3 separate regions of the Homo sapiens genome follow, and all the other regions are linked to region 1. Evidence: read pairs that join two places in POLR2A ChIA-PET (ENCODE). Cell type or tissue: GM12878. All regions are shown on one strand. Each heading gives the region's core, and the rest is flanking DNA. Links, peaks and the distances in the headings are about the cores only. Region 1 overlaps NEK1 (NIMA related kinase 1). Region 2 overlaps LOC105377529 (a long non-coding RNA gene). Region 3 overlaps SH3RF1 (SH3 domain containing ring finger 1).

The links. ChIA-PET counts read pairs that join two places held together with the same protein. Peaks named below come from ENCODE experiments on the same cell type or tissue, not always from the same donor. Only the 100,000 strongest peaks of a DNase experiment are listed, where the experiment ranks them.
Region 2: POLR2A ChIA-PET joins it to region 1 with 5 read pairs; 1 of 35 experiments calls an interaction of 5 or more read pairs at or near these places.
Region 3: POLR2A ChIA-PET joins it to region 1 with 12 read pairs; 1 of 35 experiments calls an interaction of 5 or more read pairs at or near these places.

What each region holds. Positions count from the first base shown.
Region 1 is chr4:169,407,384-169,418,014 of GRCh38, reverse strand. All of the region lies in intron 31 of NEK1 (NIMA related kinase 1), which reads left to right. Among named protein-coding and RNA genes, the nearest start is that of SH3RF1, 140 kb to the right of the region's middle. RefSeq lists enhancers at 805-884, 6,904-7,093. In GM12878, for the core only: no CTCF peak of the experiment used is centred there; a DNase peak (open chromatin) is centred at 7,014; H3K4me3 peaks cover 390 bases; H3K27ac peaks cover 2,531 bases.
Region 2 is chr4:169,287,475-169,298,105 of GRCh38, reverse strand. All of the region lies in intron 2 of LOC105377529 (a long non-coding RNA gene), which reads left to right. Among named protein-coding and RNA genes, the nearest start is that of SH3RF1, 22 kb to the right of the region's middle. RefSeq lists enhancers at 4,578-4,697, 4,708-4,777 and a silencer at 7,603-7,767. In GM12878, for the core only: no CTCF peak of the experiment used is centred there; DNase peaks (open chromatin) are centred at 4,285 and 4,585; H3K4me3 peaks cover 1,571 bases; H3K27ac peaks cover 1,968 bases.
Region 3 is chr4:169,207,068-169,217,698 of GRCh38, reverse strand. All of the region lies in intron 2 of SH3RF1 (SH3 domain containing ring finger 1), which reads left to right. Among named protein-coding and RNA genes, the nearest start is that of SH3RF1, 59 kb to the left of the region's middle. RefSeq lists an enhancer at 6,706-6,755. In GM12878, for the core only: no CTCF peak of the experiment used is centred there; a DNase peak (open chromatin) is centred at 6,808; H3K4me3 peaks cover 1,193 bases; H3K27ac peaks cover 1,753 bases.

The DNA.
Region 1 (10,631 bases), core at 4,096-9,095:
GTGCTCATCAAAGACTCAAGAAAACTACCTTGCAAAGTTTTGAAGTTTTTTTTGTTTTATTTTAATGAATCTCTCTTTTCTAGTTCTACCTCCCTGGACTTTGATCTTTGTCTCATCAGTCTAGCAAGGCTGCACCCAAAGTCCAGATATTTTCTCCAGGCAGAAAGCCAGTTTAGTGGTAGGGTTTACTTCATTCATTTCCCTTCTCACAGGGATCACAGTCTTGTGCTGCTTATTGTTTAATATCTAAACACAATGTCATGTATTTTGTCCAGTTTTCTAGTTGTTTCCTGTGGAAGTTAAGTCTGGCCATTATTACTCTCTCATGGCCAGAGCTGGAAGTCTCCAGAAGATAAATGTGATATTTTAAGGCTATGTCCTGGGCCTTCTCTGTTTGCATTTGCTTCCCAAGTAATCTGACCCCAAGGCTTTAAATATAATTTATATGCTGATGATACTCAACTTTATTACTCTAGTTCTTTCCTACAGATTATTCATCTATTTCATCAATCTACTAGTCATATCAACCAATTGTTTCCTAACTTCTCTTCCTAATTCTGTGGCTGCCTGTGTGAAATCCATTGTCCAAATAGAAACCAGAAGTCTTTTTTAGTATTATAAATTATGTCAAATCACAGCCATGCTTAAGACTTCAGTGGCTTTCTGCTGCTTAACTAATATTCAGACTCTTTACCATGGTCTACAAGGTTTCATATGGCATTGACTGCCTCTCTGTCTGACCTCAAAACATTTTTCTCTAGCTCATTCTAACATTTTCCTTTGATACACCAGTCCCTTTCCTGCAGTAGAGTTTGCACTTGCTGTTACCCTGGCCTGAAATGAGCTTCTCTTTGTTCTTTTCAACTGTGACTCATTATAGTCTTTCAAGTGGGGCCTTGGCTTCATTTCCATTTCTAGTAATTGCCATCCCAACTAATGTCAGACATCATCATCTTGGCCATCAGGTTGGAAAATTACAGTTATAGGACATGCTACTATAGCACATACAGGAAACTCTAATATAGTAGTTGTTAGCTTTTCAGCTTCACTTATTACTGTGATTTTATTTAAAGTATATTCATGAATGCACTTAATCTTTTTTTAATATTAGAGACAGGGTCTTGCTCTGTCTCCCAGAATGGAGTGCAGTGGTGCAATCACGGCTCACTGCAGCCTCAACCTCCTGGGCTCAAGCAATCTTCCCGCCTCAGCCTCCTGAATAGCTGGGACTACAGGCATGCTTCACCATATCTGGCTAATTTTTAAATTTTTTGTAGAGACAAGGTCTCGTTATGTTGCCCAGACTGGTCTGGAACTCCTGGGCTTAAGCAATCCTCCCACCTTGACCTCTCAATAGTGCTGGAATTACAGGCGTGAGCCACCATGCCCAGCCACATGTGCTTAATCTTAATCTTTGAGTACCTCTGATAACATCTAGACATTTATGTATCTGTGATACCTAATGTGAGGATTGTTAACCAGTACACCAAAGATCTGTCTTAAATAAGATGTACATTAATATATCTTTATGCTGTCAGTTTACTTTGGTGAGTAGTATAAGAAATTCTCTAGAAGACTTTTGTATTTACCTTGAGGATGCTGTTGTAAATCTTATCTACCACACGGTTTGAGAAGGAACAAATAAGTGAAAACACTTGTAATGCATTATGATAATTCCTGTAATGGAGAGATGAATGTGGGATAGTGGGACCACTAAAGAGGAAATGATTAAGTCTGTCCTAGAACAAAGAAAGATTTCTGAAAAAGTTCGCATGGTGGATAAGACATGAGAACATTTAAAGCAAAATTAACTGTCATGAACATGAGATAGCACAGTGTGTTTGAGACATTACAACTAGTTCTTAGTAACTCAGATGTGAAGGAGGTAAGATTCCAGTCATTCTTGTCCTTAAGCAGATGTCCTTAGTTTTCGAATCTGTGGGATCTTTTCCCCGTTTTCTAGAAAAAGTCTCTCTTTTTTCTGAATAAAGGAATACAATGTCTTAAAGAGATAAAAGTGGAGCTGTTCTTGTGGCCCAAGTCCTCCCTTGTCCTCTTGCTCCTACCCCGCCCTCCACCTCACAAGCAGTTCCTTAGCCACGTGTTTAGAGCCCTAGAATTCTGGGAATATGCTCTGGATCATGATACTAAGGCATTCCTTTAATGTACTTTAAAGGGCTCTTTTTGCAGAAACTAAGATGTAATGACAGTAAACTGAATTACATGTTTAAGCATCCATACAGATAGTAGTTAGTGGCTTAGTTGATCACTGTAAGACTGGCAGTCAGAGTAATGCTTTGATTGCCACCATTCATCAGCAGGGATAGGCCTGGAATAAGCAGTTATTCCAGAAGACTGCCCTTCCTTTTATACTACATATTTGTTTATACCCTGCTTCAGACCAGAAGAATTGATCACATCCAAATATATAGATTGTACTAGAGAATATGCATTACAAATCAAGCCATTAGCAACTATTTTACATAGTTATTAATATTGAGTATAAGATTTGTTTAAATGATAGTCAAAATGAAAAGAGAATTATAAACTATGCCATATTCCCCAGAGGAGAGAAATATATAAATTGTTCAGGGGAATAAATGCTTTCCTTGCTTCTTCCCTCTGTAAGGGATTTCTCTACTGGAGTTTTCTGTAACAGCCAATAAATTCTGTAACCTATGATAACTTCAGTACTACTTCTACTGTAAATACAGTAGATGATTTTATAAGGTAGCTATAAAGTGACTTACTAAAATGAGGTATCACACTTGGAGATCACTGAAGGTTAGTTTGTGAAAGGTCAAAATTAAATAGTCTAAAATTGTTGTTTTCTCATGCTTTTGTTTACATAAGGACAGATTCTAGATTACCAAATGAATTAGCTGTTTGTCTTTGAAAGAGTCACATTTTGCAATATAGCTTTTAATAGATTATTCAGTGGATGGCACTGCAAAGGCATGCCATGCAGTGCTCTATGTTGTTGGTTGATAACTTTGAAATCCAATGAGGCGGTGATACAATTGATAACCTATAATGGAAAATGACTGTAACTCAGACTCTAGTTTGGTTAGGTGGCCAGCTATTTTTGTTAAAGTAGGTTACAGAGCAATTTTTAATCAAAACTAGAACTTCTTCATGAAAACTTTTTTGTTCATTCACCATTTTGTTCATTCACCATTGATTAATGATCAGTTTGTTTTAAACCATATAGCCTTAACTCTAGAATTTTAATGTGGGTACCGTGAAGAATGTTTGTCTAAAATACAGATTCTTACACCTCACAGCTAAAGGTATTTGTTTTAATATATCTGGAGCAGAGGTCAGGAATATGCATTTTTGGCACACACCGTAAGTAATTCTGCTGCTGGTGGTCCACATTCCCCACTTGAGAAATACTGCCACAGATCACAGTTGACCTAATTGCAGCCTGGAAAGTGTTTAAAGTATGTTATATGTCAACCCTCCTTGACCACTAAAAATATTAATAATGCTTCAAAGGAATGTCTAATTTTGAGTGCTGTGCCTTTCTGATGAATTACAATTATGAACACTTTGTCAAATACATTCATAAATATTAAACAAGTTAATTTTCTATATAGGGTTATTGGATAACAACCAATAAAATTTTGGAAAGAGATTACTAATATGAGGTTTACTTCTTGGTGGTAATAAAAAAGAAGTACCAAATTTAAGACCATATTATCAGAGTAATACAGATTATACTGACCTTTCTGTTGTTACTAGTAGGATGTATGACTGTAACTCATTAAAATTTAAGCAAATAGATTCTAGATCAGAAAACAGCCTTGCATTGTTCACAATTATTAATATTTTTTGTCTTGGGAAGTAGCTATGAACTACCATCTAATAAAAGTATACTAATTATTAGTGTAATAGTAGCTGGCTAATAGTATGAATAGTATTCTATATACTGTTCTAGCTGCTTGACATATAGTTACTTCTCACAGTGACCCTATGTGACAAATACTGTTTTTGTTCAGACTGAGTCTCACCCTGTCACCCAGGCTGCAGTGCAGTGGCACAATCTTGGCTCACTGCAACCTCTGCCCTCTGGGTTCAGGTGATTCTTCTGCCTCAGCCTCCCAAGCAGCTGGGATTACAGGCACCCACCACCATGCCCAGCTAATTTTTGTATTTTTAGTGGAGACGGAGTTTCACCGTGTAGCCCAGGCTCATCTTGAACTCCTGACCTCAAGCGATCTGCCCACCTCGGCTTCCCAAAGTTCTAGGATTACAGGCGTGAGCCATCGCACCTGGCCATTAATACTGTTGTCTCCATTTTACGGATGAGGAAATTACAATGCAGAGAGGTGAAGTACATGGTGGATCAGTATAGATTTTGAAGGACGTATTAGTGACATGAGGTGACTGATCTAGTTTCTCACACAGAGACAAAGACTGATTAAAGGTCATTTAAATTTGTACTTTATCACTTATTTATTCATAAAATAACTGTTGCCTGTGGTGAAGTACTTCCTGCATTGCCATCTTATATGAAAACTTGCCTGGAAAACTTTGGAATTTGTTGTAGAGGAATGTGGCATAAAATTTAGGTGTATTTGGGAGGCCGAGGCAGGAGGATCACTTGAACCCAGGAGTTTGAGAGCAGCCTGAGCAACATAGTTAGCCCCCACCTCTACAAAAACATTTTAAAATTAGCCAAGCATGGTGGCACACACCCACCTCTAGTCCCAGCTGCTTCGGAGGCAGAGATGGGAGGATCGCTTGAGCCCAGGAAGTCAAGGCTGCAGTAAGCCGTGTTCATGCCGTCACGCTCCAGCCTGGATGACAGAGCGTGACCCTGTCTCAAAAAAAAAAAAAATTAGCTGTACTATTTAAATATTAATAACTATAGTTTGAAGGAGTAAAGAGTTGCTTTAAAAAAAAAGTGACATAAACTAAATTAACACCACACACCTATGATGTTAAGTGAACAGAAGGTAGAGTTTATAGCCCACAAATCAGAACAGTCTGAAAAGTTTGGGTCCTTATATTTGTTCATTAAGTGAACTCCATCAAAGAGACATTCAATCTCAATCTCCCTTGCCTCTCTCCTTGCCTCCCTCTTTCCCTCTCTTTCTTCCTCTCTCTTCCTCCCTCCCTCCCCCCACCACCCCTCTCAGTCTTATTCCAGCAGAGACCTATGGCTCCTGAAACGTAGATAAGCCTTTCTCCTTTCTGTTGCCACAACTGTTCTCTAGTCTTGTGGTGATAACTTTTCTATGTTCAGAATTCCCAGAGTCAGGATATTTTTCTTCCCTAAAAGTATCATAAGGCAAAGACTGGATCTATTTTCAATCACCATTATATCCTCAGCATCTAATACATGGTTAATGCCCAATAAATTCTATCAGTGGATAGAATGTATTCATCAGTTAGGGACTTTTTACATGTGGTTGCTTTGTACCTTACCAAATCTAGCTTTGTTTTGATAAAGGTATAGGCAGGCCAAAGAAGTCCAATAGTAGAAGATAATGGTGAAGCATGGTTTAAAGTTCATTCTCTACCATAAAGCTTTCCTTTTCTTTGTCCTGTTAGGGAGAATTCATCAGTGATGGGTTTTGATTAAAAGCCTTTTACAAGGAGGCTTTTAAAAGTAGAAATCAGTCTAGGGAAACACTGTTCCACCTTCAGAAGAAACAAAGGTAGGACAGGTGATAAGCAGTTTAAAGCCAGTGATACAGTCTTGTATTCTTCTCTAAAGAACAACTGTTTCTTTAAAAGTACAAACTGGTTAAGCCTGTTTGGTTGTCCTCACAAGTGGATACAGGATGAATTTGTGGAGTTGCCCACAAATTCTCACTCTGAGTCAAGCTATTGTAAGGCAGATTCATTTAGTCAACAAATATTTATTAAATATCTGCTATGTGCCAGGTACCACTCTAAATGCTAGAGTTAACAGTAGTGAGGAAAACAGACAAAAATCCTCTGCTCATGGAGCCATTCTAATTGGAGAATATAAATGATAAAATACATGATCATAAATAATTGGAAAAATTGAAGCAAGGCTAGTGAAGAAAGTTTGTGTACATGAGCCCCATTTCTCCTCCTTATCTGGAGCCTGCTAGTCAGGTATGAAGGTATTCCTCAGAGGTTACTCCTGGCTGGGATACATGCCTTCATAATGCAGTGAATGGTCTGTAGGCCAACATAGGTTTGTAAAGATTCAAATCAAAACTTTGCATTTGTTGTGATTTTATAAAGGGAAATTATCAATATATTTTTCCAATGGAATTTTTAAAAATAGTAACATTTTCAAGATTTGATTAATTTATAATCCCATGAAATCTGAAGTAGGTTGAGATAGAGAATTACCTGCTAACTCCACTTCATTTGCAGCCAGTTAAAATGACATAAAAGTCAGTCATGGCGGTGTGCAGTGACTCACGCCTGTAATCTCAGCACTGTGGGAGGCCGAGGCAGGTGGAACACCTGAGGTCAGGAGTTTGAGACCAGCCTGGCCAACATGGTGAAACCCCATCTCTACTAAAAATACAAAATTAGCCAGGTGTGGCGGCACATGCCTGTAATCCCAGCTACTCTGGAGGCTGAGGCCCGAAAGTCGCTTGAACCCAGGAGGCAGAGGCTGCAGTGAGCCGAGATTGCATCATTGCACTCCAGCCTGGGCAGCAAGAGCGAGACACCATCTCAAAAATAAAATATAAGTCAGTCAGTCATGACCACTGAGACTAAAAAAAAAAAAAAAATAGAGTCAGATAAAGATCATAATATCAGTTTTATTTTTGATAAAGCTCTACTGGAAAATGTGGCCTTAGGTTTGGCTTAAAATCATGCCTCTCAATATTTTCCTCCTGTGACTAGTCCTTGGAATCTGAAGAACAAACTTTCTTAACCCACAATAAGAGCTTTATATCCATCAAGCTCCAGTAGCAGGAAGACTGAGAGTGAGACCTATCTTGTCCCTAGAAAGCAGGCGTAGGCCTGAGCTATTTGTGCTCACCACAAGGCAACAGAAGGGAAACAGGATACGCACGCACACACTCTGTGGCAGGCAGATCTGAGAAAGAGAACAGGAAGGACACACACTTTACTGTCAGTGCCCTCTTGCAAATTTGCCTTCAGTCAGCTCGTGTTTCTTCACTTTAGGGGATAGTGAATAAGGGATGGAGAGAGACCAGATGTGTTCTGTGGATAGGGAGTGGGACAAAAAAATGATCTGCTTTATGAAAACTTGAGAATTTCTTGTTAAAGCAAATGCAAAGTGGCAAAAAATGATGAATGTATAATTCACATAAATAGCACATGTACCTTAGATGTCTTTTGATTTGTTAAAGTATTCCATTATTAGATAATGTCCGTAATTTTTGTCTTTGGGAAGTGTTCCTAAGTTTTAAATTAATGTTTTAAATCCATTTTGAGCCTGATGTATCGGTTGAAGTAAGCAGATATTCACAGTGGTTATTCTTAGAGAGCAGCAGCAGCATTTAATTGCAGTAAACAGAGGCTAAAAGAATGTGTCCATCATAAGACATTTGGTAGTGTAACTAGAATACTACTACTTCCTGATTTTATATGAAAAATACTGGAGCTCAAAGAGTGTATTAGAATTACTATGAGTAGAATTTTTTAGTTGAAGTTCTGTTAATGCAAGTAATACTGAATTCATTCACTATGTTATATGTTTCTCTACATCTTTGAAAAAAAATAGAACTAACCAGCAATAAAAACTGAAGGAAACATTTTAAGGTTTCCTAAAATTTGGTACTCCTGTTTGAACTTATAATGGTACCAAATGCTAGATGTGTAAATTATCATGTAACAATCTTGAAAAAAAAAATACTGTACATGAAGATCTCAGCCAGTGTGTTATAGATGAGCTGTTATTTTCAGAAAGAGTTCTTTTTGTGGATATTAAAACTATAGAATATTGTTTAAACAACATAGAAATAGTAGAATCAGAATTATAGAACTGAAAGTGTTCTTTTATAAAATTCTCTTGACCAAAGATGAATAACCTGTTTCAAACTTACCAGTCTACTATTCAGAATCTACCAGGAACTCAAACAAATAAGAAAAAAACAATCCCATCAAAAAGTGAGCAAAGGGCATTAATAGACATTTCTGAAAAGAATATAAACAAGAAACATATGAAAAACTGCTCAACATCACTAATCATCAGGGAAATGCATATTAAAGCCACAATGAGATACCACCTTACACCTGCAAGAACGGCCGTAATTTTTTCTTTTCTTTTCTTTATTTTTTGAGACAAAGTCTCGCTCTGTCGCCCAGGCTGGAGTGCAGTGGTGTGATCTCGGCTCACTACAACCTCCGCCTCCTAGGTTTAAGCAATTCTCCTGCCTCAGCCTCCCAAGTAGCTGGGATTACAGGCGCATGCCACCACACTGGCAGATTTTTGTGTTTTTAATAGAGACAGAGTTTCACCATGTTAGCCAGGGTAGTCTCAAACTCCTGACCTCAAGTGATCCATCTGCCTCGGCCTCCCAAAGTGCTGGGATTGCAGGTGTGAGTGAGCCACTGCACCCGGCCAAGAATGGCCATAATTAAGAAGTCCAAAAACAGGTAAGTGGCCGGGCGCGGTGGCTCACGCCTGTAATCCCAGCACTTTGGGAGGCCAAGACGGGCAGATCATGAGGTCAGGAGATCGAGACCATCCTGGCTAACATGGTGAAACCCCGTCTCTACTAAAAATACAAAAAATTAGCTGGGCGTGGTGTAGGGCGCCTGTAGTCCCAGCTACTCAGGAGGCTGAGGCAAGAGAATGGCGTGAACCCGGGAGGCGGAGCTTGCAGTGAGCCGAGATCGCGCCACTGCACTCCAGCCTGGGGACAGAGCAAGACTCTGTCTCAAAAAAAAGAAAAACAATAAGTAAAACAATAGATGTTGGCTTGGATGTGGTGAAAAGGGAACACTTTTACACTGCTAGTGGGAATGTAAATTAGTACAACCACTATGGAACACAGTATGGAGTTTCCTTAAAGAGCTAAAGGTAGAACTACCATTCGATCCAGCAATCCCACCACTGGGTATCTACCCAAAGGAAAAGAAGTCATTATATGAAAAAGACACACACACACCCATGTTTATAGCAGCACAATTTGCAATTGCAAAGATATGGAAACGACCTAACTGCCCATCAACCAACGAGTGAATAAAGAAAACGTGGAATATACGTACCTTGGAAGACTACTCAGCCATAAAAAGGAATGAAATAATGTCTTTTGCAGCAACTTGGATGGAGCTGGAGGCCATTATTCTAAGTGAAGTAACTCAGAAATAGAAAACCAAATAGCGTATGTTCTCATTGATAAGTGGGAGCTAAGCTGTGAAGACCCAAAGGCATAAGAGTGATGTAATGGACTTCGGCGACTCAAGGGGGGAAGGGTGAGAGGTAGATGAGGGATAAAAGACTGCACGTTGGGTACAGTGTACACTGCTCGGGTGTTGCGTGCACCAATATCAGAAATCACCACTGAAGAACGTATCCATGTAACCAAAAATCACCTTTACCTCAAAAACTATTGAAATAAAAAAAATCATTTGTATTGTTTAAAATATGAAAAGGAAAAATGAGAATAAATAAATCTATAGGGAAAAAAGCCTCCAAAGCCATGGGGGAGTAGGTGGGGGGACTTACTAGTCTATCAAGGAGTACTGTGAACATGAAGGGCTTATCCAGTTGATAGCTGTCAGATTAGTGGGTTGGTATAAACCTGTTCCAGGAGGTAAGTTGTCAAATTACATGACCACTTGAAATTTATTTTGGTTAACAAAAGGAGTAAACTAGAATTGAGTTTATTTTACCAGGGCCAGAATTTATCTCAGCCTAAAAAATATTGCATTATTTTATGTAGTAACCCCAAATTTAATTATATAATGCATATGTGCTGTTTATTGATTAGCAGGTACCTAAGGAAACCATTTCTGGTACATATTGCTAGTTTATAATATACATGGTCCAAACCATTAAAATAATAAACAAGGAAAGTGTGAATTCTACAGACAGTGGGAAATTCAGCAAAAGAAATACTTCCAGTACCATCACTAAGTGATTTAACAAGCAGTGTACTTTTACCAACTTGTAGTTCATAACGATTTTTCCCTTGAGTGTGAGAACATTTAAATTATGTTCAAATAATGGAAATCTTTTTCATTATTCTCAAAAACAGATTGTACCAATAAAATTGGCCAAGTATATAAGTTTTCATTAATATGCTAAACATTGTGTTTTCCTCACAGGCTCCCATCTGGTGAAGAGTTCTTATCAGTGCCTTAGTAGTCATGTTTCAAATCTCACAGATTCCTTTAGGGTTAACCCAGCTGTGAGAGTTATGTATGTAGTTAGTTGTTTCATAGCCTTGTCTATCTATCACATTCTAATTGTTGAAAGGTTGTTGGACAGAGGCTATTTCTATTATCCCTTATCCAGTACGGATTCACATTTTCAACACCTCAGCTGTGCTTTTTTTCTTTCCTCAACTCAGTTGGCTGAGTTTCTTCTTACTGTTCCTGCAAATTATGCTCAGCATTGACATCAAAGTGCTTGTCCTTCCTGCCTTCTGTTCTAGTGAGAAAGGTTCCACTCACAGTCCCATGGTCAGGGAAGCACTGATAGGCTTCTCTCTGCA
Region 2 (10,631 bases), core at 2,370-7,369, 120 kb after region 1:
TTGAGACAGAGTCTTGCTCTGTCACCCAGGCTGGAGTGCAGTGGCGCGATCTCAGCTCACTGCAACCTCCGCCTCCCAGGTTCAAGTGATTCTCCTGCCTCAGCCTCCTAAGTAGCTGGGATTATAGGCATATGCCACCATGCCTGGCTAATTTTTGTACTTTATATCAGTAGAGATGGGGTTTCACTGTGTTGATCAGGCTGATCTCGAACTCCTAACCTTGTGATTCACCTGCCTCGGCCTCCCAAAGTGCTGGGATTACAGGCGTGAGCCACCGCACCCGGCCAATTTTTTTTTTAATTTTTAAAGACTTGTTTTGTGGTCTAACATCTGGCATATCCTTGAGAATGATCCGTGTGCTGAGGAGAAGAATGTGTATTCTGCAGCCATTGGATAAAGTGTTCTGTAGATATTGATTAGGTCCATTTGGTCTATACTGAAGATTAAGTCAGATGTTTCCTTGTTGATTTTCTGTCTGGATGATCTATTCAATGCTGAAAGTGGGGTGTCGAAGTCTCTAGATATTATTGTATTGAGGTCTATTTGTCTTTTTAGCTCTAATAATATTTGTTTTTATATATCTGGATGCTCCAGTGTTGGGTGTATACATATTTAAAATTGTTATATCCTTTTGCTGAATTGACCCCTTTATCAGTATGTAATGACTTTTGTCTCTTTTTATAGTTTTTGTCTTGAAAATCTATTTTGTGTCACATAAGCATAGCTTCTTCTGCTCTTCTTTGGTTTACATTTGCATGGAATATCTTTTTCCATCCCTTTATTTTCAGTCTTTGAGTGTTTTTATATATGAAGTGTGTTTCTTGTAGGCAACAGATTGTTGGGTCTTTTTTTTTTTTTAATCCATTCAGCCACTCATTTCTGTGTTTTATATTTAGCTCTGTGATGTAGTTTGAACTAATTTTTGTAAAGGGTATAAGGTCTGTGTCTAGGTTTTTTGTTTGTTTTTGTTTTCATTTTTGTTTTTTTTGAGACAGAGTCTCGCTTTGTCACCTAGGCTGGAGTGTAGTGGCATGATCTTGGCTCACTGAAACCTCCACCTCCCAGGTTCAAGTGATTCTCTTGCCTCCGCCTCCTGAGTAGCTGGGATTACAGGTGCATGACACCAGTCCCAGCTAATTTTTGTATTTTTAGTAGAGACAGGGTTTCACCATGTCGGTCAGGGTGGTCTTGAACTCCTGACCTTGTGATCCACCCACCTCAGCCTCCCAAAGTGCTGGGTTACAAGTATGAGCCACTGCACCCGGCCAGGTTTTTTTTTTTTTTTTTTTTTTTCTGGCATGTGTATGTCTACTCATTCCAGCAGCATTTGTTGAAAAACCTGTCTTTTCTCCATTGTATTATCATTGCTCCTTTGTGAAAGATCACTTGACTATATTTATGTGTGTATATTTTAGGGCTTTTCTGTTCCATTGATCTATTTGTTTATTCTTTCACAAATACCACACTGTCTTGGTTACTGTAGCTTATAGTAGGTCTTAAACTTACATAATGTCAGTTCTCCAAATTTGCTCTCCTTCAATATTATGTTGGTAATTCTGGGGCTTTTGCCTCTCCATATAAACTTTAGAATAAGTTTGTTGGATATCCACAAAACAACTTATTTGGATTTTGATTGGGATTATGTTGAATTTATAGATCAAGTTGTAAAGAACTGACATCTTGACAATGTTGAGTTCTCCTATCCATGAACATGAAATGTCTCTCCATTTATTCAGTTGGTCTTGTTTTTTTCATCAGAGGTTTCTAGTCTTCCTCATATAGGTCTTGAACATATTTTTTTAGATTTCTAACGAAGTATTTCATTTTTAGGGGTCCTAAAGTAAATGATATTGCATTGTTTTAGTTGAAATTCCACTTGTTTATTGTCAGTAAATGGGAAAGTGATTGAATTTTTCATTAACTTTGCATTCTGCAACCTTGCTATAATCACTTAGTAGTTCCAGGGCTTTGTGGAGAGTTTTTTTTTTGGTCATTTTTTTTTCTACATAGACAATCATGTCATCTGTGAACAAAGACAGTTCTATTTCTTTTTTTCCAATTGGTATACTTTTAGTTCCTTTTCTTGACTTATTGCATTAGGTGGGACTTCCATTATGATGCTGAAAAGCAGTAGTGAGAGAGGAGATGTCCTTGCCTTGTTGCTGATCTTAGTGGGAAAGCTTCTTGTTTCTCACCACTTAGTATGATGTTAGCTGTAGGTCTTTTGTAGATATTCTTTATCAAGTTGAGGAAGTTTCACTCTTTCCTACTTTATTGAGAGTCTTTATCATGAAATGGTCTTGGATCTTATCCAATGTTTCTTCTGCATCTGTTGATATAATCATATGATTTTTCTTCTTTGCTTGTTGATGTGATGGATTGCATTAACTGATTTTCAAATGTTGAATCAGTCTTACATACCTGGGATAGCTCCGATTTGGTTGTGGTATGTAATTCTTTTAATATAACATTGGATTTGATTTGCTAATATTTTAGGATTTTTGCAACCACATTCTTGAGAAATATTGGTCTGTAGTTTTCTTCTAATACCTTTGTCTGGTTTTGGTACTAGAATAATGCAGGCCTCGTAAAATGAGTTAAGAAGTAATCCCTCTGCTTCTATCTTTTGAAAGAGTTTGTAGAGAAGTGATATAATTTCCTTATTAAATGTTTGGTAGAATTCACTCATAAACCCATCTGGCCCTGGTGCTTTCTATTTTGAAAAGTTATTAATTAATTAATTCAATTTCTTCAAGAGGTATAGGCCTATTAAGATTGTTTCTTGTTGTATGACTTTTGGCAGACTGGATCTTTGAAGGAATTATCCCCATTTCATCTAGGTTATCAAATCTGTGGACACAGAGTTATTCAAAGTATTGCTTGATTATTCTTTTAATTTCTCTGGAATCTGTATGTATATATAATTGAATACATTGTTGCTATTATTATGTTGAACAAACTGTTGTTAGATAATTAAGAACAAGAAAAATAAAAATTTTCTTTCCCTTACTTATTCCTTCCTTGATGCTCTTCCTTTACTTATGTAGATGGTAGTTTCAGACCTGTATCATTTTTCTTCTCTCTGAAGATCTTCTTTTAACATTTCTGGCCAAGGATGTATACTGGCAACAATTTCCCTCAATTTCTGTCTGTCTGAGAAAGCTTTAATTTCTCCTCACCTTTTGAAGGATAATTTCACAGGGCACAGAATTCTAGGTTTGTGGTGTTTTTTTCCATCCACGCTAAGTATTTCATTCCACTTTCTACTTGCCTGCATGGTTTCTGAGAAGTCACATATAATTCTTATCTTTGCTCCTTTATAGGCAAAGTTTTTTCTCTCTGGCTTCTTTTAGGATATTTTTTCTTTACCTCTGATTTTCTAGTCTAAAAATGATATGCCTAGGTAGAGTTTTCTTTTGGAATTTATCTTGTTTTGTGTTCCCTGAGCTTTTTCAATCTATGGTTTGGTGACTGAAGACAATTTGGGGGAAATTCTCAATCATTGCTATTCAAATATTTCTTCTGTTCCTTTCTCTCATTCTTTTCCTTCTGGTGTTTCCATTTGTGTATGTCCCACTCTTTTCGGATATTCTGTTCTGGTTTTTTGTTTTTTTTTTCAGTCTTCTTTTTCTGTTTGCTCTTTAGTCTGGGAGGTTTCTACTGAGGTATCTTCAAGTTTACAGATTCTTTTTCGGCTGTGTGCAGTCTGCTAATAAGCCATCAGACACATTCTTCATTCTGATTACACTGCTTTTGAGCTCTAGCATTTATTTTTGGTTCTTTCTTGGGATTTCCATCCCTCTGCTTACATTGCCCATCTGTTCTTGCATGCTGTCTACTTTATCCATTACAGCCCTAAGCATGTTAATAATAGTTGTTTTAAATTTCCAGCCTAATAATTCCACCATCCCTGACATATTTTAGGCTGGTTCTCAGGCTTTCTCTGTCTCTTCAAACTACATTTTTGCCTTTCAATATGTCTTGTAATTTTTTCTTGATAGCTGGACATGAGGCACTGGTTAAAAGGAACTGCTGTCGATTAGCCTTTAGTAATGTGGTGGTATGGTGTTGGGGTGGGGAAGTGTTCTATAATTTCACAATTAGGTATCTGTTCTTTAGGCAGCCTGTGCCTCTGGACTGTGAACTTCACAGATGTGTCTCAGTTCCCACCCTGCACAGGTGGACTGAATGGCTAGAGTGGGTTGGAGTTGGGCATTTATTTTCCCTGGGTCAGTTAGGGTCTGATGAAACCCCAGCAGGTTAGGCTCTGGTTAAATAGTTTCTCCTGAGGGCAGGCATTGTTAAGAACACAGTTTTCTGGCGTATTTCAAAATGGTTCCTTTTCTCCTCCCCATGCCAGAAGGAGAGGATTCGTCTCCAATATTCACTGCGAGGAACTGTTTGAGCTCCTGGAGGGGGACTCAGTCCCCTGGAATATTTATTAATATCTCTCAAACTTGTCCACACTGAGCCTCCAGCAATTCATCAGTTGCAATTCAGGTTTCCCTTCCCCAACACAGGTTCCTGAGAGGTTTCAGCTTGTGGGTTTCCGCTCAGTTGCTCCATTATGGGGGCAGCGGTTTGCCCTGTGACTTCACTTCTCTTATGGATCTAAGAATAGAATTGTTGATTTTTCAGTTTGTTCTGCATTTTATTTGTGGTGGGAAACAGTAGCAACTTCTTATAAGCTAGACTGGAACCACAAGCCTATTTTTTAGTTTGGTTTTCTTTAGGTAGAATGAATGGAGGCAGGACAAAAGTGGGAATCCAAGTTTTGAAATGAGTTATTTTGAGACCTCAGGTGTCTGAATTTGAGCAGAGTGTATCGCATTCATTGGCCTTTTACATATATCCTATATCGTTATTCAGAGATTGGTTTGATTTCAACTTGGCCCTGGGGATATGAACCTAAATACGGTACATTTTGAGTGGGATCCCTGATGTGATCGGCCCTGAATGATCCTATCACATCTCAAATAAAAGTTGACTGGAAGGACTCAGATTGCCTCTCTTTGATCCCATCCTTAGGTTCTTCCGTTCCCTCCCGTGCGCTGTTTCGTCTGCGGCCCCCTCCCTTCTGGAGTTCTGTGCGTGTGCTCCGGTTGACCTGGCTCCTCTCCAGGCCTGCTGCACCGCTCATACTCGGGAACGGCCCCGCACTGTGCTCCCTGCCGGGATTGACTTTTTCTTAGTGCTCACATTTTCTTCTTTCTTGTTTTACTCTCTTGTTTGCTTGAGGACATCTTCACATTACCTATTCATAAAAATACTCGAGAAAGAGGATTTCTGAGGGTTTTCAGGTCTGGAAATATTTTTGCCCGTCTTCCTACTTAAATGATAGGTTAGCTGGCTCTAAGAATCATTTTCCTCACATATTCTACCACAGCTACCTAACGTGCACCTCTGTGTCTCCTTTTCCTCTCCCAGCTCCATGTAACTGTAACTCCTTCTCAAATGGAGCCTAGGAGGCAGAAGGAAGGGCATGCAGGGTTTTAGGTGCTGTGGGGATTCAATACAGAGAGGGCCTGTACTGGACCTGGGCCGGAGCATCCTTCAGGCCAGAGAGAGCTTGGGGCCTGAGAGGTACCTTGAGGCAAGGGTCAGAGCTCTGAGGTTACTGAAGAGAGCTTGGCCCATGGGATCCATAGACAAGAGAAAAGACAAGAAGGAGAACAACCCAGCTGATCAGTGCAGACCAATTTTTTTTTCTTTTTTTTGAGACAGTCTCTTTCTGTTGCCCAGGCTGGAGTTCAGTGGTGTGATCTCGGGCTCACTGATCCTCCGCCTCCAGGGTTCAAGTGATTCTCACGCCTCAGCCTCCCAAGTAGCTGGGGTTACAGGCAACTGCCACCACGCCCGGCTAATTTTTGTATTTTTAGTAGAGACGGGGGTTTTACAATGTTGGCCAAGATGGTCTTGAATTCCTGACCTCAAGTGATCCGCCCACCTCAGTCTCTCAAATTGCTGGGATTACAGGTATGAGCCAACACGCCTGGCCTTAGGGCAGCCAAATTTACCCAAAAGAGAGAAAGAACACACAGCTAAATTCCAACTTCACCAGCCTGGGCGACAAAGGGAAACCCCATCTCCACAAAAAATACAAAAATTAGCCAGGCATGGTGGTGCGTACCTATAATCCCAGCTACTCCAGGGAGCTGAGGATAAGGGATTGCTTGAGCCCAAGAGGTCAAGGCTGCTGTGAGTTCTGATTGCACTCCAGCACTCCAGCCTGGGTGACAGAGTGAGACCCTGTCTCAAAAACAAAACAAAACAAAAATTGAATTTTAGATCAATAATGAATAATTCTTTTTATGTAAGTCTGTCCCATGTAATATATTCTACCCAGCAACCCAGCCTACAGCTGACACAACTATACCTAGAAGGACTTGCTGGTCTCTCTGGCCCTCAAGGAGTGGCGAATGAAATAAGACTTTGTATCTTTGGCCAAGCTTGGTGGCTCACACCTGTAATCCCAGCACTTTAGGAGGCTGAGGCGGGTAGATTGCTTGAGTTCAGGAGTTTGAGAACAGCCTGGGCAACATGGCGAGACTCCATCTCAATTATTTTTAAAATTTAAACAAAAAAAAAAGACTTTGTATCTTTACAACTAAGAGAAAATTAACCTTTGTAGCTAAGGAAACTGGGGAGCAGAGAAGATAAGATAAGCATTTTCCAGCTGAGGACTTGTCTGTCTACAGGATCAGAGACCATGGAGCCTCCTGTACTCAAGAGATAGCTGCTGCTGAAGACCTGGCCCCAGGTGAATAACATAGGCAAAGGAACAACAAAGCCAGAATGGGGAAGAGTGAGCAGAGCATCCAGAAATGGCGGTTGCCAGCAAAATAGAACTGCTGAAAAAGGGCATGGCAACTTGAACAGAAAAAGTAATTAGTGCAATTGAGGAGCTTCAATTACAGCGTTAAACTGGAACTCAAGAACATGATTTTTTAAGTTTAAAAATATAGCAGATGTACTGAAAAAGTGTATGGTAACTATTGAGAAGTGAACAGAGGTCTGGAAGTACAAGGGAAAGAAATCTCTCAAAAAAGCAAACATTTAAAGTCAGACATCAAAAAAGCAAATATAAAGGAACCAGAAGATGGATCTAGAAGTTGTAACTTGTAAATAAATAGGAATTTCAGAAGAGTAAAGCAATCGAAGGAGGAGAGACAATATTTAAACAAACAGGTGAAGAAAATTTTACAGAGCTAAAGAAAGAGTTTCATCCTCAGAATTCTTTGAGTTTCAAGGAACAGGGGATGAAAACCGGAACACACTAGAGATTCCATTACTGTGTTGTAATTCCAAGGGTAATGACAAAGTTCTACAGTCTTCTAGATAGAAAGAACAAATTGTTTACATAGAAAAAGATTAAGACTGGCTTTAGATTTCTAACTACAACTTTAATATCAGAAAGTAGTAGGATAATAACTAGTGGCAACTGACGGTGTGATTTAAAAATCAAAACCCAAACACATATTACTTAAGAAACCCACGTTAGGCCAGGCACTGTGGCTCACACCTGTAATCGTAGCATTTTGGGAGGCTGAGGCGGGCGGATCACTGGAGATCAGGAGTTCAAGACCAGCCTGGCCAACATGGCAAAACCCTGTCTCTACTAAAAATACAAAAATTAGCTGGGCGTGGTGGCACATGCCTGTAATCCCAGCTACTCAGGAGGCTGAGGCAGGAGAATCACTTGGACCCAGGAGGCAGAGGTTGCAGTGAGCCCAGATCATGTCATTGCACTCCAGCCTGGGTGATAGAGGGAGACTCCGCCTCAAACAAACAAACAAACAAACAAAAGAAACTCACTTTAAACAAAGTGAGAAAGAAAAGTTAAACTTCAGAGGATATGTAAAAAGATACTGCCGGGCACGGTGGCTCACGCCTGTAATCCTAGCACTTTGGGAGGCCAAGGCGGGTGGATCACCTGAGGTTAGGAGTTCGAAACCAGCCTGGCCAACATGGTGAAACCCCTTCTCTACTAAAAATACAAAAAAATTATACAGGTGTGGTGCAGGCACCTGTAATCCCAGCTCCTTGGGAGGCTGAAGCAGGAGAATCGCTTGAAGGCAGACGTTGCAGTGAGCTGAAATCGTGCCACTGCACTCCAGCCTGGGCAACAGAGCGAGACTCCATCTCAAAAAAAAAAAAAGATCCACCAGATAAATATAAATCAAAAGAAGTCAAGTCTAGCGGTCCTATTAGCGGTCCAAACAGCATGCATATTAATATGTAATGACAAAAGGCAAATTGATAACAGAGGTATAACAATCATAAGTCATGTTCACCAATCATTGTAGTAGCTAAACATATAAAGCATAATCTTTATGTTAGGAGATTTTAACACACCTTTTTCAGACTCACATATATCTAACAGACAAAATAAATAGAAACAGAAGAATAGAATAAAACAAACAACAAATTTGACCTAAAACATGTATGGAATGTTACATTTCATAACTATATTTCTTTTGTGTTTTAATGGAACATTTACAAAAGTTAATCTTGTTTTTGTTTCCAAAGGATATCTAAGTCAATATACAGGAGTAGAGATTTTATAGGCCACATTCCCTGATTATAATCCAAAAAAGAAAATAAAAGGAGTAAGTAATGAAAAGGGATACCCCTCAAAAAACCCTCTAATTACTTGAAAATTAAGAAAAAATATTCTAGGCCAGGTGCGGTGGCTCACTCCTATTATCCCAGCACTTTGGGAGGCTGAGGTGGATGGATCACTTGAGGCCAGGAGTTTGAGACCAGCCTGGGCAACATAGTGAAACCCCATCTTTACTAATACAGAAAGAAAAAAAGAAAAAAAAAATTAGCTGTGTGTGGTGGTGCGTGCTTGCAGTCCCAGCTACTTGGGAGGCTGAGGCATGAGAATAGCTGGAACCCAGGAGGCAGAGGTTGCAGTGAGCTGAGATTGTGCCACTGTACTCCAACCTGGGTGACAGAGCGAGACTCTGTCTCAAAAAAAAAAAGAAGAAAGAAACAATATTCTAAATAACTCTTATCAAAATGTAAACAAAACTGAAATTACAAACCATATACAAAGCAATGAGGAAAAAGTTCATACCAAAATATACACAACATAGTTCAAATTATTCCTATGGGAATTCATAGCCTTAAATATTTTATTATTAAGGAAAAAATTTAGGCCAGGCACAGTGGCTCACCCCTGTAATCCCAGCACTTCGGGAGGCCAAGGCAGGCAGATCACTTGAGGTCAGGAGTTTGAGACCAGCTTGGCCAGTATGGTGAAACCCTGCCTCTTCAACAAATACAAAAATTAGCCAGGCATGATGGTTGAACCAGGAGTCAGAGGTTGCGGTGAGTCGAGATCGTGCCACTGCACTCCAGCCTGGGTGACAGAGTGAGACTCTGTCTCAAAAAAAAAGGAAAAAAAGTTAAAAAATATTTAAGGTCCAGTTAAAAAATTTAGAACAAGAACACCAAAATAAACAAAACATAAATTTGGAAGAGAGAATAAAGATGAAAATTAATGAACAGAAAACAAAGTATAAAGGGGAAATAAATCTAAAAGCTGATTCTTATGTAAGACTCCCCCAAAGAGATAAAATTTCAGGGAAATCTCCAAAGGCTCAACTGCCGCACACCAAGAAAGAACTAGAATTTGAAAATGTGATGTGAGAGAGGTCATATGACAGGCAAGAGAAAAGTGCAAACAGTGCTGCTGGCGTGCCTTCTTCCCCGCCCCCACACTGCCCACCCCAACTCTGGAGGAGCCTTGTGGGGGTGATATGGTTTGGCTCTGTGTCCCAACCCAAATCTCATCTCTAATTTGTAATCCCCATGTGTAGAGGGAGGGAGGTGACTGGATCGGGGGGCAGTTTCCCCATGCTGTTCTCATGATAGTGAGTGAGTTCTCATGTGATCTGGTGGTTTTACAAGGGGCTCTTCCCCCTTCGCTTTCTCCTGCCACCTTGTGAAGAAGGTGTCTGCTTCCCCTTCCACCATGATTATAAGTTTCCTGAGGCCTCCCCAGCCATGCAGAACTGTGAGTCAATTAAACTTCCTTCCTTTATAAATTACCCAGTCTCGGGTAGTATCTTTATAGCAGTGTGAAAACAGACTAATACAGGGGGGCAGGTAGGTAACAGGAGCAATCAGACCCCTCCTAGCCAGTGGCATGGAAGGTAGTGAATCAGGCCTGAGCTAGGGAGAGAGGATAAACTTTGAATTGGATGAGATACTGAGGTTTTACTTTAGGTTGGATGGAACTACATAATCTAAAAATGGTAGTGTTGTTAGAATCTGAAGTGACTGAAAAACTCATGGGATCTATCGGAAAAGTCACCAAGAGCAAGGAAAATGTTTCTGACAAAAAATGCTTGAGGCAAGAGTGGAAGAAAACAAAGCTGTTCCCTGACTACACCCTATTAAGCCCGGCTAAGTCAATAAGCCTGTTGTTACACCTGTGTTTCTGGCTATCATTTTCCTTCACTGGACTGGGAGAAATTAAGCATCAAAATTATGAATTAATGATAGTAACACATATAGTCCTTTGAAGGAAATTAAGAACCATGAGTACATATTGGTACATATAAATATATGAATAAATTAAAAGTTTGATAAGAGAGTATTTACTTAGTTTCAAAGTACTT
Region 3 (10,631 bases), core at 3,736-8,735, 200 kb after region 1:
ATTCCCTTCTCCCAGGCCAATGTTTTATTCCTCATATCTGATGCTCAGCTAGCCAGGACCTTGTAGTCCTTTGCCTTATTCCTTTGTCCAGAACCCCTGGTTTAGTAACTTGTCTTGTACACCTTTCAGGTTTAGGCTTTTCTTTCTGTCTCTAGTACTTCCTATTCTTTCAGTTACCCGAGTTCCAGACTCGTGTCCTGGGCCCTTTTGCCAACTGACTTTCCTTGATTTTGTCTCCCGTTACCTGCCTTGATTTCCTGTTTCTCTGACCTGGTGACACACATTTCTGATGGTGACAGCTTTGTTGGACCAGTTCTCTGTTGCCCAGTGACAAGCTTTGGTGTTCTGCTCGTTGGCTTCTAGATTTCTTCCCAGGTCCGTCCGCTCTTCCCACAATTGCCTTTACCTCTGGGTCAGGTCTAGTGCTAGTCCTGTCAAGCCAACCCAGCTCAGGGTGTTGAACCAAGCCTTGTCTGACTATATAAGAAATAGCAAGAAAATTTTAAATTTCAAACTCACTTTTTTTTTTTTTTTTTTGAGACAGGGTCTCACTTTGTCACCCAGCTGGAGTGCAATAGCATGGTCTTGGCTCACTGAAGCCTCAACCTCCTGGGCTCAAGCGATCTTCTCACCTCAGCTCCCCAAGTAGCTGGGACTACAGACATGTACCACCACACCTGGCTGGTTTTTTTTTTTTTTTTTGTAATTTTTGTAGAGATGGGGTTTCGCCATGTTGCTCAGGCTGGTCTCAAACTCCTGAGCTCAAGTGATCCGCCTGCCTCGGCCTCCCAAAGTGCTAGGATTAAAGGCATGAGCCACTGCGCCTAGCCCAAACTCACTTTTTAAAAATGGAAGACCATGGGAAGTGTACTGCATGAGGTACTAGATAGTATTTTGCTTTATTATAAGTTATAATGTTGAAAAATGAAATATCAAATTGTCAAAAATATAAATAGAAGGAAAAATACTGAAGACAATTAACTAGCTTTCTAAAAATTATTTTTGAATTAGTGATTTTTGAGTGAGATGGGGGTCTCACTTCATCACCTAGGCTGGTCTCAAACCACTGGGCTCAACTGATTTTTCCACCTCAGCTTCCCATAGTTCTCGGACTATAGAGGTGAGCAACCATTCCTGGCGGAGAAAGCATTTCTTATTTCTGAACAGACATTTATGTGCTCCATGGTAGTAAATGCATAGATTTTATTTATCCTCACAACAACAATAAAAGGAGCAAGAACAGTTATGGAAAATTTTAGCCAGAAAATATATCTCAAAATCTTCTAGAAAAAAATTAAAAATAGCTGAATATCTTTAATTTAGGTCTCATGAAGACAAATAATGAAAATTTTTAAATGCTTAAACTTCATAATTTACAATTATAATTTCTAAAACATTATAATTTCCAATTTTTTCGAAGCTTTTTCAGAATATAGACTTTTATTTTTATTTCTTTATTTCTTTTTTTCCAAATGTGTTATAACAAACTAAGAATATGGACTTCTAAAGATTCAATAGTAATATTTTGCCTGCCTTAAACTACTGATACAAATATAGCTAACATATATCACAGATACTACATTACCTGACTATTAGGCTGGGCATGGTGGCTCATGCCTATAATCCCACCACTTTGGGAGGCCAAGGTGGGCAGATCTCTTGAGCTCAGGAGTTCAAGACCAGCCTGGGCAACAGGACAAAACCTTGTCTCTACAAAAAATACAAAAATTAACCAGGCATGGTGGTGTGTGCCAGTGGTCCCAGCCGCTTGGGGGGTTGAGGCAGCAGGATTGTTTGAGCTCAGGAGGTTGAGGCTGCAGTGAGCCATGATTGCACCACTGCACCCCAGCCTGTGCGATGAAGTGAGACCCTTCACGCTTCACACACACAGGAAGTTACAAACAAGCAAACGAAAAAAAAAACAAAAAATACATTACTTGACTATTAGAAAACAAATTAGTATCCCACATATTTATAGATAATAAATCTGTGAATTTGATGTTTCTGAGAGAAATATAATGAAACTTCAATAATAAACAAAACTAAGGGAAGTGAAGAGACAATCTGTATAGGTCTATATTTATTAAAGAGATTTAATCAGTAATTAATAGCCTTCCAAAACAAATCCCCAGGCCCAGATGTGATGAATTCTACCAAACACTGAAGGAAGAAATTATACCAACTCTCTACAGTCTCTTTCAGAAGATAGATGCAGAGGGAATACTTTGTAACTTACTGTATGAGGCCAGCATTAACCTAATACCAAAACCAGATAAAGACATTACAAGAAAAGGAACTGCAATATCTGTCATGAACATAGGTGTATAAGTCTTACCAAAATATTGTCAAATCAAATGCAACAATGTATAAAAGAATTATACACAATGACCAAATGGAATTTATCCTAAGTATGCAAGGCTGGTTCAGTATTGAAAAATCAATTAATGTAATCCATCACAGCAACAAACTAAAGAAGAAAAACTATATGGTCATACCAGTAGATGCAGAATTTGACCAAATTCAACACCCATTCTTGATAAAAACTGGCAGTAAACTAGCAATAGAGGGGACTACCTCAACTTGATAAGAAAAAAAATTTACCCCAAATCCTACAGATAACAACATACTTAATGGAGAAAAGAGAAGCTTTCTCATTAAGGTAAGGAACAAGACAAGGATGTCCCCTCTCACCACTTTTTTTCAACATTATACAGGAAGTCCTAGCTAATGTTATAAGACAAAGAAAAGAAAAGGTATAAAGATTGGGAAGGAAGAAATAAAAATGTCTGTTTACAGAGGACATGATAATATACGTAGAAAATCCAAAAGAATTGACAACAAAACTCCTGAAAGTTTTTTTAGTCCTTATTAGTCAATTAGCAAGGTTGAAGGATACAAGGTTAATACACAAAAGCCAATCACTTTTCTATATGGCATCAACAAATGAAACTAGAAGTTAAAAACACATTGCCATTTACATTAGCACCTAAAAGAATGAATACTTATATATATATACACATATATATGGACCTATATACTTATAGCTATAAAGCTAACAAAACATGCAATATCTGTGCAAGGAAAACTACAAAAATCCGATGAAAGAAATAAAAAACAAATGAGAGATAATCCACATTCATGGATAGGAAGGCTCAATATTGTCAAGATGTCAGTTTTTTTCCCAACTTGATCTATAGATTCAACACAATCCCAATCAAAATCCAAACAAGTTGTTTTGTGGATGTTTTAGTCCATTTTTGCATCACTATAAAGGAATATCTGAGGCTGGGTAATTTATAAAGAAAAAAAGGTTTAATTGGCTCACAGTCCTGCAGGCTGTACTGGAAGCATGGTGCCGGCATCTGCCTGGCTTCTGGTGAGGCCTCAGGGAGCTTTTACTCATGGCAGACAATGAAGTGGGAGCAGGTACCTCACATGGCAAGAGCAGAAGCAAGAGAGTGAGGGAGGAGGTGCCACACACTTTTAAACAGCCAGATCTCGTGAGAGCTCACTCATTATTGCAAGGACAGTACCAAGCTACTCATAAGAGGTGCGCCCCCATGACCCAAACACTTCCCTCGAGGCCCCACCTCCAACATTGAGGATTACATTTCAACATGAGATTTGGAGGGGACAGACATCCAAACTATATCAGTGTATATTGACAAACTGATTCTGAAGTTTATATGAAGAGGCAAAAGCCCCATAATAGCCTACACAATATTGAAGGAGAAAAACAAAGAGGACTCACACCATCCAACTTCAAGACTTACTGTAAAGCTACAGCAATCAAGCCAGTGTGGTGTTGGTGAAAGAAAGACAAACCAGATTAATGAACTAGATTAGAGAGCCCAGAAATAGACTCACATAAATATAGTCAAGTGACCTTTTGTCAAAGGAGCAAAAATAATAGAATGGAGAAAAGACAGTGTTTTCAACAAATGGCTGCTGGAGTAACTGGACATTCAAATGCAAACAATGAATCTAGAAACAGACGTTATACTCTTCACAAAAATTAATTCAAAATGGACCACAGATCTAAATGTAAAACACAAAACTATGAAACTCCAAGAAGAGAAAATCTGGATGAACTTAGATTTGGTGGTGACATTTTAGATGCATTCTAAAGGCACAGTATATGAAAGAAACATTCGATAAGCTGAAATTCATTAAAGTTAAAAACTCTGCTCTGCAAAAGACACTGTCAAGAGAATATGAGGCAAGTTACAGACTAGGAGAAAATATTTGTGAAAGATATATCTGATAAAAGACTGTTAGCTAAAATGTACAATGTACAAAGAACTGTTAAAACTCAATAGTAAGAAAATGAACCATTGGATTGAAAAATGGGCAAAAGACCTGAACAGACACTTCACCAAAGTAGATATACATATGGCATATGAAAAGATGCTTCACACACATGTCATTAGGGAATGCAGATTAAAGTGAGCTACCACCAGGTACCTATTAGAATGACAGAAATCCAGAACACTGACAACACTAAATGCTGGTGAGAATGTGGATCAACAGGAATTCTCATTCATTGCAGGTGGAAATGCAGAATGGTACAGTCACTTTGGAAGACAATTTGGCAGTCTCTTACAAAACGAAACATACTCTTACTATATGATCTAGTGCATTGCTTGGTGTTTGCCTAAGTTAGTCGAAAACTTATGTCTTTACAAAAACCTGCACATGGATATTTATAACAGCTTTACTCATAACTGCCAAAACTTGGAAGCAACCAAAATGTCCTTTGAACTATATTACATTCTGGAAAAAGCAAAACTATGAGACAGTAAAAAGATCAGTGGTTGCCAGAAGTTAAGGGGCAGGGAGAATGAGTAAGTTGAGCACGCAGGATTTTTTTGAACACTGAAATTATGCTGTATGGTTCTGTAATGGTGGATACATGTGATTAAACATTTTTCCAAAACCATGGCATAGAACACCAAGAGGGAACCCTGATATAAACTGTGGACTTAGGTTGATGATGCTTGTCAATGTAGGTTCACTGATTGTAAGAAATGTACCCCTTTGGTTAGGGATATTGATTGTAGGAGAGGCTGTGCTTGTCTGTGTTTAGGAGTATATGGGAACTCTCTGTACTTCCTGCTCAGTTTTGCTGTGAACCTAAAACTGCTGTAAAAGAGTCTTTTTAAAAGGGAAAAAAATGGAAGGAAATTATGAAAAGGGAAAAAACATATAGATACTTGCTTAAATATTAAAAAGTCCTGGGATTATTGTGTCATTCTCTTGTATCAAGCCAGAAAGTTTTACTTTTTCTTTGTAATTGATTAAATATTTCAGAGAATCTTTTAGAAATTAGAAAATAGTCCAGGCGCGGTGGCTCACGCCTGTAATCCTGGCATTTTGGGAGGCTGAGGCAGGCAGATCACCTGAGGTCGGGAGATTAAGACCAGCCTGACCAACATGGAGAAACCCTGTCTCTACTAAAAATACAAAATCAGCTGGGCATGGTGGCACATGCTTGTAATCCCAGCTACTTGGGAGGCTGAGGCAGGAGAATCGCTTGAACCCGGGAGGCGGGGGTTGCAGTGAGCTGATATCGTGCCATTGCACTCCAGCCTGGGCAATAAGAGCAAAACTCTGTCTCAAAAAAAAAAAAAAAAAAAAAAAAGAAAAGAAAAGAAAAAAAAATTAGAAAACAAGATCTTATAGAAACCTTTATTACTTCCAACATTATTAACAAAAAACTAAGTAATGGAATGGCAGGTGAAATGATTAGTTACATTTGGGAAAAAACATGTAACAGTGACTTTTGCAATTTTTCTGATATTTTCATTACATTGAAAAGCCCCCTCTCCAAGAGATGGTGTCAGGAGTGCAGTTATCCAGATGGTGACTTGGGATGGAGTCAGTGTGATGTGCCAGTTTGATTGGCATCTGACAGATTCTCTGACATATACTGAAATAAAACTTGAGAATATTTTCATCCATAAACCACACACATACATTCACACATCTGTATCTAGGCTTTAATTGTTCATAACACTTCCCCCCTTTTAATTATGAAAAATGCTCTAGAAGCACGCAGGCCTTCATTTGAATTGTACTAAGTACAGTTTAGACTCGTCCCTTATTCATAGTAGACAAGTGCTATTGCGATAACCTGCTTATTCTCAGTTCTCCAGGGAGAGGTGGTAGCTTGGCGTTCTTTGATTTAGTTTCTTCTTCTTTTTTTTTTTTTTTTTTTGAGACGGAGTCTCGCTCTGTTGCCCAGGCTGGAGTACAGTGGCCCAATCTCAGCTCACTACAAGCTCCGCCTCCCGGGTTCATGCCATTCTCCTGCCTCAGCCTCCCAAGTAGCTGGGGCTACAGGCGTCTGCCACCACGCCCAGCTAATTCTTTATATTTTTAGTAGAGACAGGGTTTCACTGTGTTAGCCAGGATGGTCTCGATCTCCTGAACTCATGATCTGCCCGCCTTGGCCTCCCAAAGTGCTGGGATTACAGGCATGAGCCACCGTGCTCAACACCGTGCCCGGCTAGTTTCTTCTTTGGAGAATGGGTCATAATACTAAATCCTGCTCACCAAAGGTCAGTAGAGATATTTTATGGGATTTTGGGTTTAAGGATATAAGTGTTTTGTCTTTTGTCCTTATTTGCATTGTTCTATAAAAATAAATATGTTTTGAGGAAGTGAGGTTTTTTGAGAGCATTAAAGCTGCATCACAAAAATTAAGTAATAATTATGCTAAATTATGCATGTGTTAAAAGTGAAACCTTAGACAAGCTAAATTGTGTAAAGAACAATTTGCAAATCGGGAAGTCCCTGAGCCAGAATAGGTTGAGAGAGACTCCGGCTCTGTGCATGGTTGAAGGTTTGTGGACAGAGAGAGGAAAGTGATGTACAGAAAATGGAACTGAGGTACAGAAACAACTGTCTTCATTATAGCTTGATGTTTTGAACCTTATTTGAATATGATATTGGAACAGCCTTTAATTGGCTGAAACTCAGTGATTGACACAAGGGTAGTTTACAGTCTTTTTACACATCCAGTCAGGTCACAGTCGACTATGCATGGAGACACTTTTAGGCAGAACCTAAAATATGTAAGGAGGCCACTTTAGGCTAAACTTAATTTAACATGTTATTATGAAAAGAAAATATTTTGCATACATAATTTACATAAATGTAATTCTATTTTAGTAGGGTTTTATTTAATTTTAAAAGAGGCTTACACCACTTTTGGAAGTGATAGATTAAAATCTGCATAATGTTTCACTGTAATTTATAGAATTAGCATTTACTCAGATTTTTCAATCATTCTACAAATAATCATAGGTTAAAGCATATCTGGAGTATGAGCCAAGTAGTCATATAAGGTGTTTTGTCTTCATGTGAATTAGAAGGTAAAGTTCAGTTTTCAAATGCAAATAATTCTTCATTATAAGATGATGCAAATATGTAAGGGAAATGAATATTGAAAGGAGAGTAGGAGGGAAGGGCAAGAGGAGAGAAGGGTAAAATAGCAGAAAGACTCCAGATGGAGTTGAGGAGGAGATGCATTAGTGAGAGAGGAAGGCAGGAAAGGACCTATCAGAATAGAGGTTTGAGAACTAATAAAATGGCGTGTAGAGTCCAGGCATGGTGCCTCATGCCTGTGGTGCCACCATTTTGGGAGGCCAAGACAGGCATATTGCTTGAGCTCAGGAGTTTGAGACCAGCCTGGGCAACATGGCGAACCCCATCTCTACAAAAAAACACAAATACAAAAATTAACTGGGTGTGGTGATGCGTGCCTGTAGTCCCAGCTACTTGGGTGACTAGGGAGAGAGGATCGCTTGAGCCTGAGAGGTCAAGGCTGCAGTGAGCCGTGATTGTGTCATTGCACTCCAGCCTGGGCAACAGAGTGAGACCCTGTCTCCAAAAATAAAAGAAAGGGCATGAAGAAAAAGCAGTTAACATTTATTGCATGGCATGAATTGCACCAACACTTTCCGGTACATTACAGTGTTATCTATCTTCTTATCTTCATTTTACAGATAAGCAAACTTGAGTATATTTATGTCACAGTGTGAGTTAATGGTGGGACCAGGGTTTGAACTTATATTGTTTACTTTTCTAATAGTGCTTACTGACTCTCACCATGAGCTAATGTTGATACTGAAAATACTGCAATTACAAGCAAGATATGGTCCCTGTCCTCACTCTGTTATTCCAGTAGGGAAGGTGGACTGTTAACTATTTAATTACAGCCCACGAGGATAGGTGCTGTAGGATGAGGAATGTAGTAGGAGAGTTCCCGGGGGACGATACCTTAAACTGACTTGGCATCAGGGAAAGCATCCCGGATGAAGTGGATCCTTATCTGAGAACTGAAGGACAAGTTGGCTGAAAGGACACTCTTTTTCTATAACTTGCTGCCTCATTTTTTTTTTTTTTTCGGACAGGGTCTTGTTCTGTCACTCAGGCTGGAGTGCAGTGGCATGATCTCAGCTCACTGCAACCTCCGCCTCCTGGGTTCAAGCGATTCTCCTGCCTCATCCTCCTGAGTAGCTGGGATCACAGGTGCGTGCCACCGTGTCTGGCTGATTTTTGTATTTTTAGTAGAGATGGGGTTTCACCATGTTGGCCAGGCTGGTCTCGAACTTCTGACCTCAAGTGATCACCTTCCTCAGCCTCCCAAAGTGCTGGGATTACAGGCGTGAGCCACCACGCCCTGTCCTACTGCCTCATTTTTTATTTTGTTTGGTGTGTTTTTCATCTTTTGTCTCATTTTCTTTCTTTTCTTTTTTTTCTTTTTTTCAGTCCCTTGCTTATTTTTTTAGTCACAGTAACTATCTTGAGAAAAGTTCTCAAATCTTTATTCATGCCCAGGGGTTTCTGCGTAGGCCCACTCCTACTTCTTGGCTTTCCCTTGAATTACAAAGGACTTGAAATGAATGTTGGGTAGCTTTCCAGGAGCTGGACCTGAATGAAGGAGGCAGAGAGATAAGGCAAGCCTGATGCAGCTTCAGACTAGATGTTTGATGCCAAGCCTGATGCAGCTTCAGACTAGATGTTTGATGCCTGATTCAAAACTCAGTGTGTGTCATCTCCTCTTCTCCTTGGGGCACTAAGACAGAGTGAAATTGGTATAACTAAGATGACTAATTGCCTTTTAGATTATATGTTCTTAATTTAGTAATTAGGAATGAAAACAATTATTTATTATTATATCATACACATACACTCATATTTTTAAGAAACATTTGTGTCTGTCCTACTAAAAAGAAGTATAATTTTATCACAGTAGGACTTAATTTTCATCTTTTCTCCCCTACCCATTGCTGCTTCCTTTGCCTATTACAAGACTTTCTTTAGGCATATGATTAAAAGTGAGAGGGAAAATGAGGGCACAATGTGTTCCAGTGGGCAACAAAAGGATGAATGAAATTCCTATAGAAGATAAAGTGGGTGGAAGGGCAGAGGTCATTTAAACTCTGGACAGAAACGGCTATTACTTGGGGTCAGGCAGTGGGGGTGGGGATGAAGGAGGGTTAGTGAAGGAATGTGGTTTCCTTTTAGGAAAAAAAAAAAAAACTTGAGGACTTAAATAAGCAATTCTGGGTTCAATCTTTACGTTTCCACGTATGCTTTTATTTTAGTATGTTTCATGTTACCTAGTGCATAGCATCCTACCCCCAGATGTGGAAGCCTGGCAAAGTAGAGTCTATGCTCATTCAATTTTGTTTTGGTTCCCATCCCCCTCATCCCAGGACCCTGCTTCTCTCTTTGGTGCAGGATCCCCCCACCCCTACTGACACCCCCCATGGTGTCATTAGGCCTGTGATCTGAGTCCAGCTCTGTGGGGAGAGGTTTGCTTCTGTGAGGACCCTTTAGAAAGTGGCACCTGTATAAACAACTGTCTCTTGTCCTCTGCTGAGTCTTGGCTTTTGACATAGTAGACAAGGAGTTAAGAAAAAGGGAGCTTTCTAAACAAGTGTCTTACGTAGATGTAGATTGACTGGGACTGGCCCAGCCATCACATTCTAGAGTTGGGTTTATCTTCATAGCAAAGCTCGAAGCATCCAGAACCTGGACTGCCTCAAGAATGAGAAAGACCACTGCAGAGCTGACCACATACTATGGACAGAATTCTAGTCTTGGCAGTTCTTCTTAGGGTATTGTTGATTCAGAGGCCAGAGTGTAATCCTAAAAGGTTTTGGTATATGACTTGTTTTAAAATGTAGGAATTTTGGTTTAGCAAATGGTATAATATCCAGAAATTAGATCTCATTTCTCTTTAAAATTACTTATTTATTTGAGACAGGGTCTCACTCAGTCACCTAGACTGGAGCACAGTGGCACGATCATGGCTCACTGTAACCTTAAACTCTTGGGCTCAAGTGACCCTCTTGCCTTAGCTTCCCAAGTAACTAGGAGTACAGGAGCATGCCACCATGCCTGACTAATTCTTTTATTTTTTGTAGAGGTGGCGTCTTTTGGCCAGGCTCTTATTATCCCAGCCTGTTGGGAGGCTGAGGCAGGAGGATTGCTTGAGCTTAGGAGTTTGAGACCAGCCTGCGCAACCTAGCAAAACCTTGTCTCTGCTTTAGAGAAAAAAGTTAGCCAGGCATGGTAGCACCCACTTGTAGCCCCGCTATTTGGGAGGCTGAGGTGGG